Linked DNA regions of Homo sapiens: all the other regions are linked to region 1. Evidence: chromatin contacts called from ENCODE Hi-C or POLR2A ChIA-PET data. All regions are on one chromosome and are shown on one strand. The core of a region is the stretch at or near the end of the contact, and the rest is flanking DNA. Distances in the headings are between cores, read along the strand shown.

Region 1 (2,700 bases), core at 18-2,517:
AATAATCGGTATCCACCCTCCCAGGAAGAATTATGATTACGCGTAGTGCTTAAGAGCTTTTACAAGGGAGAGAAAACGCAATGTGCTTCTTGGAAACAACCCCCTTCCCCCCTCTCTACCGCTCATCTAAGGGCGTCTCCGGACTGTCGCCCACCCCACCATCCTCCCTGCGCTGGGGGTACTAAATCCCGTGCAAAAAGACCTGGTCCATTCCCAAGACTGGTCCAGACACCTGTTTACTCGTGCCCAAGGAGTGGTGGCTCTGATTAAGGAAAGGCAGCGGTTGCCTCTCTGATCAGTGCCAAGCTCCGCAGCCCCAGGGCAGGGACCACATACCTTTGTACCTCTCCAGGACATCCTCGTAGGCCTGGAGATACTCCTGCTCCTCCACGTACAGGTAAGCAGCAGGGGAGAGGTAACCCGCCATGCCGAAGTTTATCTAAGCGATGACTGACAAATTCCCCTCTCCCCCTCGTAACCCCCGGACAGTATCGCAGTCAGCAAGACACAGCCTTGGGAACTGGAAAAGAGGAAGGAGCAGCACGCTGGGGAGAAGCACGGAAGCCGAAGACGCAGAGCGGGGGCGCAGGGGGCTGCCGGCGCCAGGGCCGGCAAAGGAAACGCCCAGGCCTCCGGGCAGGCCGATGGTGGGCCGCCCGGCTCCGGGAGCCCGAGTCCCTCTCGGGTTTCAGCAGCGGCAAATCTCAGCGAGCCCAGGGGCGGCGACGAGCAGCGCCACGCCAAGCGGAGGAGCGGGGCGTGCGGCGAGGGCGGGCGGGGGCCGGCGGGCGCCCGGACCCTCTGCGGCCGCGCTGACCGCTCTGCTGGCCCTGCACGAGGCGCGTGCTTCGGGCCGGGCCGAGGCCGCGGCAGCGGTGCGGGAGGACCGGCGCGCTGCCTTCACCGGGGATGCTGCGCGGCGCATCTGCGGCATTTCCTGGCCGCCGCGCCGCAGACACTCGCCCGCGCCGGGGAGAGAGGGAGGGAGGAGGGTGGAGGGTGGAGGGTGGAGAGTGGAGGGTGGAGGGTGGAGGGTGGAGGGCGGAGGGCGGAAGGGAGGGGGCGAGCGCGGCGGTCAGCGCCCCGGCTGGCTCAGCTCCGGCCCCGGCGCCTCTCGGCCCCTCCCTCCCAGGCAGAGCCACGCGCCCCAGGCCCCCTCCCCAGGCCCGCCCACCCTGGTGGACCGTGCGGCCAAGCACGCCCACCCCCGGACACTGGCTGCCCGGTCCCGGATCCCCAAGGGCGACGTTTCTATTTGGGATCCACAACAGGTGCCTGAGAAACAAAGCCGCAGATCGCTCCACCGCTGTGCGCAGCCCCCTGCTGAGGGGCCAGCGGCTCTCCCTGGGTAAGGGATGATCGGGGGGAGGGTTGGAAATACTTTCTTCCACCCATCTTTTTGGCGTGGGAGGATTCAGGTCACTCTGTGACAGCACAGGGCAAGGAGGGCACGGGGGTCCGCGTCTAGGGGACATCCCGGGGACAGGGTGAGGAGGCCTCTGCAGGTGGCCCCGCGCATCAGCGCCTGACAGCCGGGCCGCGCCTGCGCCTGAGCTCCCGGCCGCCGCGAGGCTGCCGAGTACCAGCCTGCGGTCCCTCCCTTCTGCCCCCCAGAGCCCACAGGCGCATCTGCTGCTGGGCTCCGCGGCGGGCCTATAGGTTCACAACTGCCCCATATTTATCACCTCCCTCCTGCTCTCTCCTTATTATTCATTCTACATAGTACTAGTATCCATTAAACTGAGTAAAATGGATACAGTTCCCTTAAATTAGATATATGTGTATCATATACTAAAGTGGGTGAGTTTAAGCGTCCATTGGAGGAACCAACTGATACCCAGGCATGTAAATGGATGTGTTTAAGAGTAATGACTGGCCGGGCGCGGTGTCTCACGCCTGTAATCCCAGCACTTTGGGAGGCCGAGGCGGGTGGATCACGAGGTCAGGAGTTCAAGACCAGCCTGGCCAAAATGGTGAAATCCCGTCTCTACTAAAAATACAAAATTTAGCCGGGCGTGGTGGCGGGTACCTATAATCCCAGCTACTCGGGAGGTTGAGGCAGAGAACTGCTTGAACCCGGGAGGTGGAGGTTGCAGTGAGCCGAGATCACGCCACCGTATTCCAGCCTGGGCGACAGAGCAAGACTCCGTCTCAAAAAAAAAAAAAACAGTGAAGTCAGGCTGCTGTACATAGAATCTTCACTCCTTACTGTGTCACATGGGCAAGTTACTTATCCTCTCTGAGACTCTCTTCATCAGTAAAACAGCGATAGTAGTGCCTAACTCATAAAGTTGTATAGTAAATGAAGTTTAGAATAATGTCTGGTGTTATATAAGGATTAGCTGCTGCACCTACTACTTTATTTAGGAGGTGGGGTCTCACTCTGTCATCCAGGCTGGAGTACAGTGACAGGATGATACCTCATTGCTACTGCTATTATTAGATAAATCAGCTGATTGTTGACAGTCTGACCTATGTCAACTTCACGTCTTGTCTAAATCTTCCTTCCCTATTTCCTCCTTTCACATATACTGACCTTTTGCCCTCCATGATTTTTTATTTCTTTGTTAGCGTTGGGTGTTGTGAACTATGGACCATTTTCCATTAATGCTTAGATAGGGATGAGTTCCTCTTGAAAGAAAAAATTGTGTACTCGTGGGAAAAAAAAACTGACTTGAGATAGAACTGGAGCACTCCTCA
Region 2 (2,802 bases), core at 218-2,717, 250 kb after region 1:
AGCTTTTGAAGAACTCCCCATGCACGTCTGTCATTCTCAATTGGCTTCCACAAGTCTCAAACTTACTAGGTAGAAAGTAACTAAAGTCATAAAGCACTTGGTGGAAATGCAGGAAATGTCAAATATTAAACAATAATTACTACAGGCTTAGGCAATCAGATGGTAGTTTTGCATACAAACAAAAACAGGAATCTGAGATGTTAAATAATTTGTGTTTTTTTTTTTTTTTTTTTGAGACAGTGTCTTGCTCTGTCACCCAGGCTGCAGTGCAGTGGCATGAATTTGGCTCCCTGCAGCCTGGATCTCAATCTCTCGGCCTCAAGCGATTCTCCTACCTAAACCTCCTGAGTAGCTGGGACTACAGGCAAGGACCACTACGCCTAGCTAATTTTTGTATTTTTTGTAGAGACGAGGTTCCCTCTTATTGCTCAGGCTGGTCTCGAATTCCTGGGTTTAAGTGAACCGCCCGCCTCGGCCTCCCAGAGTGTGAGGACCCGCCTGGCCTAAAATAATGTTATCACTTAATTCTTTTCATAAACTTTATTGACAACGATTGGTGTGTTTTTTTAAAAAACCTTTTTAAATTTTTGGTAAGGTATTACCTGAGAACAGATTAAATGCATAGTTGAATATAAAAGATCTATTTTATAGACTGGTTTATGAGTGTGAACACACAAAAGGTTAAAAGGTCAACCTTACAGCAGTCTATAAATAGATCTCTCATATTCTCTCAGTATATCTGAGAATATTGAAAAAGTGCATTTCAAAATCACTGGCTAGGGTTTAGTGATAGTTAGGTAGACCTCGGTTCCCTTTCCTATTGGGCCCTGGATTTCCCATCCCTATTTTCTTCCTCAGGTGTATTAATACTGGCAGGGCCTGGGAGACTGACGCTAGGGAAGAGGTGTGTAATGTAAGGATACTTCAGATTCTTTCCTGATCCTAGGATTCAGCTAAACCTCCACATAGCCCCTGTCCTCAAAAATGAGTAAATACATAAATTTAAAAATGAAAGGAAAAAAAGAGAAATCCGTTCCCACCACCCACCTTCAGGGCTAAAACAGAAAAATCAATGAGCTGCGCTTCACAACCATACCAAAACCAAACAAATACCAACTCAAACCCTCCTTCACATCCTCCCACATCTTCCCAGTGCTTCGCTATCTCACAGGACCCAGCTGGCCCCTGGCTTCGCCCCACCCACTGCAGCTGGCGTCTTTTAGGCGCATGGTTCTTTTCCTCTCCGGCGAGGGGCGGTCTCGGGGCGGACCCGAACTACAATTCCCAGCATCCTGCGCGGCGCGGGGAAGGAAGCCCGGGAGTGAGAGAAAGCGGCTCCGGGGGCATAGCGGGCCAGTAAGGGCCGCTCCTCCTTTGAAGAGGTTTTGCGTCTCTTTCCGCCGGTGGCGTCGGCGCTCACGCAGGGGCGGGTCCCGGTAGCGCCAGGCGGTGCAGGGCGGGAAGGGGATTCGTGGCGACGGCGGCGGCAGGGACAGCAGGAGCAGTGGTGCTGTCAGCGCGGCCGTCGGAGACATGGGAGACCCGGGGTCGGAGGTGAGTAGTCGAGTGAGGGTCCTGGCGTTCTCAGAGGCGAACCGCGAAGGGTTTGTGTTTTCTGCGGTCTGAGGCCTGGTGCTCCGTCGCAGCCTCGGGGCGATACCTCTTCAGTGTCTTGGGCCGAGCCCAGCTCTGGGGCCTGGTGCGTGTCTGAGCGAGGAACCCGCAGCAACAATGGCCGCCCGGCCCCCCGCACGGGCCCTGGCGTTCGTTGTGGCCGCGGCTGGGCCAGTGGGAGCGACGTTTTAAGGCAGGATTGCCCTTCGGTGTTGAGCTTGCGTTCCTCCTGGAGTAGATAAGGGGAATTGTGAGAGGCTGGTAACTAACGCGTTTTCAGCGTTGGGTCCCTGCAGCTCCGCACACTCTGTGGCAAGAGCCAGAGCTCGAGTTCCGTTCCTAGTCGGGTTTCCGTGAAATTGTGCTCAGTTCGTTTTCCTCAAGAGCTCTCTGTCTTTAATTGTTCCTTTCGGAAACGCTCTCTTCCTACACGAATGTGGCTGAACAGATAAGCATGTTTTGGCTTGTTTTTATAGATAATAGAATCTGTCCCTCCAGCTGGCCCTGAGGCATCTGAGTCAACAACGGATGAAAATGAAGACGACATTCAGTTTGTCAGTGTAAGTAGCAATGATGATTGGGGTTTTCCCAGAGTAAAAGACTATGGTGGGCCATTATGTAATGTTACCTCACCTGGTCATTTAATGTTCATGAGTGTCTAATACATACTAGACACTGGAGCATGGCGCAGGATTGGGAAATTTACCAAAAGAGCTATCTGAGCCACCCCCGTAGCCATCACAAAGAGCACGTCCTAAAGAACGTGCTGTACACTTAATCTCGCCCCCTGCCTTTCATTTAAACTTAAGATAAAAACGCTGGTGTCTAAAACGCTGTTTTGAAATGGAGCAAGAGTAACTTCTAAAGGCGACACGGAGGAAGGAGCTGCTAATGATGAGCAAGGACGTAGAAAACAGGAAGGGTTGTGAGAGCCCAGAATCTTAGCGTTATGGTGCTTCTAACATGAAGGCAAATAGCTTGAAGATTTCTCTAACCTCTGAGATCATCATGTTACGGCATAGTACAGTTGATGCTCATAATGAAGAATCCTACATCACTGGGAACATGCTCTATTTTTCTGAGTTTGTTCCCTTTGAGACAGTAGTTTTCAAGCCTTAGTAAGTATAAACAGGCAGATTCCTGGGCCCCACTGCAGACCTACCGAATCAGAATTTCCAGGCGGGGGCC
Region 3 (2,700 bases), core at 81-2,580, 200 kb after region 1:
AAAAACAGACACACAGACAAATGGAACAGAATACAGTACCCAGAAATAAATCCACACACTTAGGGCATGGCTACACGGAGGAAGGGGTTTCTGAGCACAATACTCTGTGTGTGTTAACTTTGTAGTTTTGAAGTTAACAAGACCCTGGGCTCGCTATGCAGTCCGTATGTGATGTTGAACCCTTTACACACAGCACTAGACGGTTTTGAACCTATCAAAACACTGCTTCACTTAAATTTCACCAACTCCTTAAAATCCTAGTAAGTCTATGTTTTCCTTTGTTCCTATGTTCTCCTTTTCTCCCACTTTGTGGGTTGTCTGTTTACTCTGCTGATTATTTTTTTTGCTGTGCAGAAGCTTTTTAGTTTAATTAAGTTCAGTCTATTTATCTTTGTTTCTGTTGCATTTGCTTTTGGGTTCTTCATCGCGAAGTCTTTGCCTAAGCCAATGTCTAGAAGGTATTTTTCCGGTGTTATCTTGAGCAATTTTTATGACTTCGGGTCTTAGATTTAAGTCTTTGATGCATCTTGAGTTGATTTTTGTATAAGGTGAGAGATGAGGATCCAGTTTAATTCTTCTACATGTGGGTCACCAATTATCCCAGCACCATTTGTTGAAAAGGGTGTCCTTTCCCCACTTTATGTTTTTGTTTGCTTTGCTGAAGATCAGTTGGCTAATCAGATACCTCATAGCTCCTTTGTTGTATAATTTTGTGCATTGTAGATCAGGGTCAAAATGATAAAGGTGATTTTCTGGGACTACAGACTTGTCAATAACAGGTGGTCCTAGGCTGATAGAGGTAAACAAATAAAAGCTTTAAAAGAATATTCTCTGTTAAAATTTGCTTTCATAAATTTCATGTTTAAAATCATTTGTGAATAAATGTTAAAATAAAAAGGTGAGCCACGATTTTGGTAAGGCAATTTCTGAGCAAATCACACACAATTTTTTTTCATTCCCATTGATCTATTACATAGACGAATATTTGGTTGTGAAAAAGTGAGAGAAAGAACTCGGCTATTTTATTATAGTAGAGCAACACCGAAGGGAGACGACTTCGCTGTAGCTCAGAGTCTTTTTCCATTCTTCACCCACGCGCGGGGCAGTCGCGCGGCGCGGTCGCGCGGCGGGTAGGAACTACCATCCCAGCATCCTCTGCGGCGCGGGGAAGGAAGCCCGGGAATGAGAGAAAGAGGCTCCGGGGAGATAGCGGACCAGTGAGGGCTGCCCCTCTTTTGAAGCGGTTTTCGTCTCTTTCCGCCAGTGGCCTCCCAGCTCACGCAGGGGCGGGTCCCGGTAGCGCGAGGCGGTGCAGGGCGGGAAGGGGAGTGGTGGCGGCTGCGGCAGTAGGGACAGCAGGAGCAGTGGTGCTGTCAGCGCGGCCGTCGGAGACATGGGAGACCCGGGGTCGGAAGTGAGTAGTCGAGTGAGGGTCCTGGCGTTCTCAGAGGCGAACCGCGAAGGGTTTGTGTTTTCTGCGGTCTGAGGCCTGGTGCTCCGTCGCAGCCTCGGGGCGATACCTCTTCAGTGTCTTGGGCCGAGCCCAGCTCTGGGGCCTGGTGCGTGTCTGAGCGAGGAACCCGCAGCAACAATGGCCGCCCGGCCCCCCGCACGGGCCCTGGCGTTCGTTGTGGCCGCGGCTGGGCCAGTGGGAGCGACGTTTTAAGGCAGGATTGCCCTTCGGTGTTGAGCTTGCGTTCCTCCTGGAGTAGATAAGGGGAATTGTGAGAGGCTGGTAACTAACGCGTTTTCAGCGTTGGGTCCCTGCAGCTCCGCACACTCTGTGGCAAGAGCCAGAGCTCGAGTTCCGTTCCTAGTCGGGTTTCCGTGAAATTGTGCTCAGTTCGTTTTCCTCAAGAGCTCTCTGTCTTTAATTGTTCCTTTCGGAAACGCTCTCTTCCTACACGAATGTGGCTGAACAGATAAGCATGTTTTGGCTTGTTTTTATAGATAATAGAATCTGTCCCTCCAGCTGGCCCTGAGGCATCTGAGTCAACAACGGATGAAAATGAAGACGACATTCAGTTTGTCAGTGTAAGTAGCAATGATGATTGGGGTTTTCCCAGAGTAAAAGACTATGGTGGGCCATTATGTAATGTTACCTCACCTGGTCATTTAATGTTCATGAGTGTCTAATACATACTAGACACTGGAGCATGGCGCAGGATTGGGAAATTTACCAAAAGAGCTATCTGAGCCACCCCCGTAGCCATCACAAAGAGCACGTCCTAAAGAACGTGCTGTACACTTAATCTCGCCCCCTGCCTTTCATTTAAACTTAAGATAAAAACGCTGGTGTCTAAAACGCTGTTTTGAAATGGAGCAAGAGTAACTTCTAAAGGCGACACGGAGGAAGGAGCTGCTAATGATGAGCAAGGACGTAGAAAACAGGAAGGGTTGTGAGAGCCCAGAATCTTAGCGTTATGGTGCTTCTAACATGAAGGCAAATAGCTTGAAGATTTCTCTAACCTCTGAGATCATCATGTTACGGCATAGTACAGTTGATGCTCATAATGAAGAATCCTACATCACTGGGAACATGCTCTATTTTTCTGAGTTTGTTCCCTTTGAGACAGTAGTTTTCAAGCCTTAGTAAGTATAAACAGGCAGATTCCTGGGCCCCACTGCAGACCTACCGAATCAGAATTTCCAGGCGGGGGCCTAGGAATCTTCATTTTCAGACAAGTGCAGGGACATAAG
Region 4 (2,700 bases), core at 94-2,593, 250 kb before region 1:
CATTCCCCTTTTCAAGCTATACCGTACTCCCTTTTATTGGTGGATTTCAGAATAACAAGGCATTTTGAGCATGCTAATCTTATTTTAAAGAAAATTTCCAATCTTCTCTATGTACTTAATCAGATAGGACAGACACCATTTTTCAGAAGTTTAGAAAAACCAATTTCTATTCCAATTTTAAAATAAGTGTCTATAATCTGATCTCATTTTATTCCCTGCTTTCTCACAACTACCCAAAAAAGAATGTCTTTACCTAATTTTTGGACAAACAAGTATAATATTTTTTATTACGAAATGATCCTGGAAAAACTTTTAAATAGGGAAAAAGAATCTGTAACTTTAAGCTTTAAAAAGGTTTCAAAAATAACTAAGCAAGAACACTGTACATTCAGAGAAGCCCAATGGACATTAGAGAAGCAGATATAATAAAAGAGAATCCTGGAGCTACTCAGCTTCACTGGGCCTCAGTTTCCTGCATGTGAAAATGGAGACAATAACTCCTACACATCACAGGTTGCTGTTAAGGAGTACATGAGATCACATATGTAGAGCACTTCCTGCAGAGCTGGGCATGTGCCAGAAATTCAAATCCACTCTGAAGGCAGGAAGGCAGGGCTCCCAGGCAGGTGTGCTGCAGGCAAGTCACAGGTGTGCAGAGCTACTGATCCCCTCAGTCTTCAGGGAAGCAGGGAGGCATCAGGTAGGTGAAGTCCCTTTCCCTCCAGCCATAAGCATCTTCTTCCATTCACCCCAATTTGCCATACAAGTGTGGCAAAAAGGATACTAATCCTTCTGGGCAATTTCCCACATTTCTTATAATGGCTTACATGGAGCCAAATGACCCGCTCCCATTACCCCAGAGCCCCTTTTATTACCTCCAGATTCTTTGCTGCTCCCACCCTTACCTCCATCCCCACCCTGGTAAACACTTTAGGAGCTTTTTCTCCTGTTGTTGTCTAGTTACAGCTCTTTCATCAGATATCTGCTTGGCTAATTGCACCCATCTCCATTGAGTCCCGTTTAAATGCTGAAAACTGGTCCCCCACCCCACACTCAACCACCCTTACCTAACTCCTTTTCTCCCTTAGTACTCACTGCCTTCTAACCTACCATATAACTTAGTTATTGTCTACTGTAACATTCTCACTAACTAGTGTGCAAGGGGGGCACAGGGAATTTATTTTGCTCACTGTGTAATCCCAAGTACTTAGAACAGTGCTGGCACACAGGAGCTGAGTAAGAATAACTCTATGCTGTGAAAAGGACTTCCTTAGAAGCACTGCTATGGGGCAGCCGTTCACTTGTAAGTCTGATCCCAATTAGTCAGCTCAGAACTGGCTCATTAACACTGGTATCCTCACTGTCTATAACAGTGCCCGCCACCTAGTGGGCACATAGTAAATATTTTTAACTAACTTCTTTCCCACAGACTTGTGTTTTTGGTATTTGAAATACATTCATATGCTACCCCCACCCCACCCCGAGAAGGGCTTTGCACAAAATAGCATGGACAGACATATGCAACACCATATAAATGATCAGATCCATCCCCTTCCTCCTACAGATGAGGACTCTTAGGCTGAAGGAAGAGAATGGCTTGGCCCAGGACATATGGGACAACTACTGAAAGCTAGACGTTCCTGGCTCAGGTGCTTTGGCCCTCTCTCCATGCTGCCAGATTAGGACTTTCTTTCTTTTATTTATTTATTTACTTATTTATTTATTTATTTATTTTGAGATGGAGTCTCGCTCTGTCGCCAGGCCAGAGGGCAGTGGCACAATCTTGGCTCATTGCAACCTCTGTTTTCTGGGTTCCAGCGATTCTCCTGCCTCAGTCTCCCAAGTAGCTGGGATTACAGGCACGCACCACCACACCCAGCTAATTTTTGTATTTTTAGTAGAGACAGGGCTTCACCATGTTGGCCAGGATGGTCTCAATCTCCTGACCTTGTGATCCACCCGCCTCAGCCTCCCAAAGTGCTGGGATTACAGGCATGAGCCACCACGCCTGGCCCAGATTAGGATTTTCTAAAGCACAGATTCCCATATTCTTTGAGGTAAAATGATCAGATGGGAAATGCCACACTGTGCCTAAAACCAAGGGCTTTCCTGTGTGATATCTTTATGTTTAAGTCTACCCACCAGTATTTCTCACTACTTTGGTCAACTTACTAACTTTTCCTGACTTCTTTGTAACTGACTCACAATGTTCCTTTAGGAATTCACTAGATTTTTCATTTTAAGAGACTTTATTTTTCATAATAAGGTCCTATAATAGCCCGTTAAAATTGTGAGCAGTAAATACTCCCATTCTTCTTCTGGTTTAATTTGTATTTTCTATAAGAACCTCACAGGGAGTACCCTATTCCAAAGATTCCAAATATGAAGGGTAGGAACAAAATAAATAGACCTGCAAAAGTTTCTGAGGTCCAGAAACCGTCTGTCAAAAGCCAAATATTGAAATAAAATGAGTGACACTTTAAAAGTAGTTCTACAGAAGTCGCCTTTGCTCTTATAGTAGCATTAATGTTAGCTTTAATTTATGTCATGGAGTAAATTGGTAGAAGGGCTTTTATATCTCTTCTCAACAATAGCCTTAACTGAATAGGTGAGCTGAGCTCAGAAAGAACTTAAGTGAGCTCAACTTAGCCTGGACACAGTGGCTCATGCCTGTAATCTCACCACTTTGGGAGGATGTGG
Region 5 (2,700 bases), core at 121-2,620, 180 kb before region 1:
GTCAAAGAACTCCCACAGAATCCAGTTAAGTGGCTATGGTGGCTTGCAGAAGAATGTGGCAGCAGTGGATAAAAAGTGGCCAAGTCAGGAGATATTGAGAAAGTCAAATCTACAGAACCCAGTTATATGACAATGGTTATAGTAATTAGGGCTGTAAGCATGGATGAGAGACAACACAGAGAGAAAAGAAAAAGTCCAACAGGCAATCTTGAAAAACTCGAGTGTTTACTGGCCTTGTGAAAGAGGCCAAGTTTACAGAGGGAACTAAGCAGGAGCAGACAAGAAGTGGGAGAAAAACCAGGAGTACAGTGTCATAAAAGCTAAAGGAGAGAGTATTTCAAGAAGAAAAGAATGGCCAATAGGGTGAAATACTAAAATGTAAGGAAGAGGAGGCCTGAAAAATATCCACTGGATTTAGCTATACAGAAGTCACCCATGACCCAAGAATAAGTGTTTTAATGAATTATGGGGTAAGAGACTAGATTAGTATGTGTTGAAGAATGAGTATGAAGTGAAGAAATGATGGAGGATATTGCCACCTCTTCTGAGGACTTTGGCCTTGAAGGAAAGGAATGATATAAGGTAGTAGCTGGAATAAAGCATGCAGTTAAGGGAGAGTGTTTTTGTTGATTGTTGTTTTATTAACAGAAGAGGCTGCAACATGCTTAAAATCCAATAAGAAAGATCTATTGAAGGAAAAAGATGAATATATACAAGAAAGGTTTCTAAGGCAATGACAGAGATAAGATCCAGGGCACAGCAGGAGGGGACAGGCTTTGGGTAGGTGGAGAGAGGACTCCTGTGTTGAACAGCAGCAGCGGGGGTGAGGATGGATGCAGAAGAAGATAGGTTTGTGTCTTTGGTAGCAAAAAAGACTTTCTACTTGTTGGCTTCAATTTTCTCTGAGAGTAGGAGTCTAGATCACCTGTTAACACTGAGAAAAGGTGGTGGGAGGAGGTGCTGTGAGGAAGAGAAGGGTTAATCATACAGATAGAAAAAGACTGCTGGCCAGAACCATTTGAGGCTGGTGATAATGAAGTTCTAATGAAATCAATCTACCCTGAAGTATCGCTTTCTCTGGTGTGCTTCCTGTGTGGGGACATGCACAGACAAAGCACATGGCTGGGTTCATACAGGCTCAGCCTTTGCTGGCAAAATAGTACATACTCAGCAGTTTGCAAGGAATTGAAAAGGGATTGTGTGGAAGTGTAAAACAAAACAAAAACAAAAACAAGCCTCACTCCATTCCTAAAGATCATTTTTAGAACACCCTCTATACTACAGAACAACCCACACAGAGGTGACTGAAGACACATATGCCACTTAACATCTGCTTTTCAAAAGATCATATGCCTCACTTATCCTATGATAGCAGAGAAGTTACCGTAACAAATTCCTGAAGATGACTGTTTCGATTAAATCATGCTCAGACTTAGCATGTCCTTACTGTTCTTATTGGTGCAAAAAGCACCTCACCTTGCAATCACCAAAAAAAAAAAAAGAAAAAAAAAAAAAGGCCTGCGTAACTCAGTGTAGACATCCCTTCATGCTCATATTTGGGCACAGATTAGCAACAAGCTATGAAGGTAATTTTCCCTTGTTCTCAAAACTAGGTGCCTGAGTTTTTTCAAACATTCTTTTTTTTTTTTCTACAAAGTGACTCTCCATTAACAACAAGGTAGACAGCAAAGATGAGAAACAGTATATTTTTTTCTACAAAGTGACTCTCCATTAACAACAAGGTAGACAGCAAAGATGAGAAACAGTATATTTATAGCAAGCTTAGTTAGTACTTCAAGGTTAGAGTCTAACAAATTCAATAATTAAAACATATCTAATGAATTATGACTTTCTCACTTCACAAAGAACAATCAATCCCATTAACAGCCTAAATTTTAATGAATACAGAGAATGGTATTGATGTTGATAGAGAAGTAACTCCTCCAGTACCTATATTTTAGTGAATAAAAGGAAAATTTAAGTAAACTTTAGTGACTAATAAGGATAAATACACCCTCCCCAAAAAGGGGGTAGTGGGAATCAATTTATTTTTATTATGGTAGAAAACTAAATCTCAAACTACTTCATATCACAGGCTAAGATGATAATGTGAATAATCAAGTCAAAATACAAGAAGTGTTAAAACAAATAGATGAACCTATCAAAGAAAAACAGATAGAGTTACATATACCGGCTGCTCCTGTAATGTAAAAGAAATCTTCATGTGAGAGAAAGGTAAGAGAATGCTAAAGGGAAACATGACAAAGGCAGGACTTGTCAAGTTTCTAAGTAAGGAGAGTTTTGATCAAAACCCATCTTCCCTCAAGCTTTACAGCCCTATTGTTAGTGGATCAGTGGCAGCATGCGGGGGGAGGGGAAACTCATGTTGATTACATACTTCCTAAATCTCTAGGAGAGTGATAGGCACTCTCATAAGCTAACTCAAGACAGCCCCACTCTAACAGTTTTTTTTTTTTTGAGGCTGAGTTTCACTCTTGTTGCCCAGGCTGGAGTGCAATGGTGCCATCTCAGCTCACTGCAACCTCCGCCTCCCAGGTTCAAGCGATTCCCCTGCCTCAGCCTCCTGAGTAGCTGGGATTACAGGCACCTGCCACCAGGCCTGGCTAACTTTTTGTATTTTTAGTAGAGCCGCCGTTTCTCCATGTTGGCCAGGATGGTCTTGAACTCCTGACCTCGGGT

The links. A loop is a pair of places that touch in the nucleus more often than their neighbours do. ChIA-PET counts read pairs that join two places held with the same protein, here RNA polymerase II (POLR2A). Pooled maps may share reads with other maps.
Region 2: a pooled map shows a loop between it and region 1 (8-fold over the local background). The contact joins the promoter of ZNF451 here to the promoter of DST-AS1 in region 1. A Hi-C loop is called at or near these places in 9 of 50 pooled maps. POLR2A ChIA-PET finds 5 or more read pairs at or near these places in 3 of 52 experiments (AG04450, GM12878 and endothelial cell of umbilical vein).
Region 3: a loop to region 1 is called in a pooled map, with 2.5 times the contacts of the local background. The contact joins the promoter of KIAA1586 here to the promoter of DST-AS1 in region 1. A Hi-C loop is called at or near these places in 2 of 50 pooled maps. POLR2A ChIA-PET finds 5 or more read pairs at or near these places in 2 of 52 experiments (GM12878 and activated CD4-positive, alpha-beta memory T cell).
Region 4: a loop to region 1 is called in a pooled map, with 7 times the contacts of the local background. The contact joins the enhancer-like site here to the promoter of DST-AS1 in region 1. A Hi-C loop is called at or near these places in 20 of 37 single-sample maps with no recorded cell type and 16 of 50 pooled maps. POLR2A ChIA-PET finds 5 or more read pairs at or near these places in 1 of 52 experiments (Panc1).
Region 5: a pooled map shows a loop between it and region 1 (4-fold over the local background). The contact joins the enhancer-like site here to the promoter of DST-AS1 in region 1. A Hi-C loop is called at or near these places in 2 of 168 maps with a recorded cell type or tissue (PC-9 and endothelial cell of umbilical vein), 3 of 37 single-sample maps with no recorded cell type and 5 of 50 pooled maps. POLR2A ChIA-PET finds 5 or more read pairs at or near these places in 6 of 52 experiments (AG04450, GM12878, HEK293T and 3 more).

The regions. Positions count from the first base shown.
Region 1 is chr6:56,842,719-56,845,418 of GRCh38, forward strand. It overlaps DST-AS1 (DST antisense RNA 1), which reads left to right and starts at 1,268. Exons shown (of 4, transcript NR_125866.1): 1 at 1,268-1,348. All of the region lies in intron 4 of DST (dystonin), which reads right to left. RefSeq lists enhancers at 1-709, 710-1,577 and silencers at 661-920, 1,011-1,210, 1,551-1,690.
Region 2 is chr6:57,088,721-57,091,522 of GRCh38, forward strand. ZNF451 (zinc finger protein 451) reads left to right here and starts at 1,468. Exons shown (of 15, transcript NM_001031623.3): 1 at 1,468-1,554; 2 at 2,091-2,174. The coding sequence starts at 1,534. RefSeq lists enhancers at 1,137-1,286, 1,154-2,036 and a silencer at 1,457-1,526.
Region 3 is chr6:57,045,363-57,048,062 of GRCh38, forward strand. It overlaps KIAA1586, which reads left to right and starts at 1,331. Exons shown (of 4, transcript NM_020931.4): 1 at 1,331-1,414; 2 at 1,951-2,034. The coding sequence starts at 1,394. RefSeq lists a silencer at 89-383 and enhancers at 1,013-1,102, 1,919-2,700.
Region 4 is chr6:56,594,313-56,597,012 of GRCh38, forward strand. All of the region lies in intron 47 of DST (dystonin), which reads right to left. Among named protein-coding and RNA genes, the nearest start is that of DST-AS1, 250 kb to the right of the region's middle. Within about 2 kb of position 1,344, at least 3 of the 41 ENCODE cell types and tissues checked have a DNase peak (open chromatin) inside an H3K27ac peak, as active enhancers do.
Region 5 is chr6:56,659,126-56,661,825 of GRCh38, forward strand. The region is part of intron 10 of DST (dystonin); the gene reads right to left. Among named protein-coding and RNA genes, the nearest start is that of DST-AS1, 180 kb to the right of the region's middle. Within about 2 kb of position 1,371, at least 4 of the 41 ENCODE cell types and tissues checked have a DNase peak (open chromatin) inside an H3K27ac peak, as active enhancers do; they include GM12878, where a contact is called at or near this core.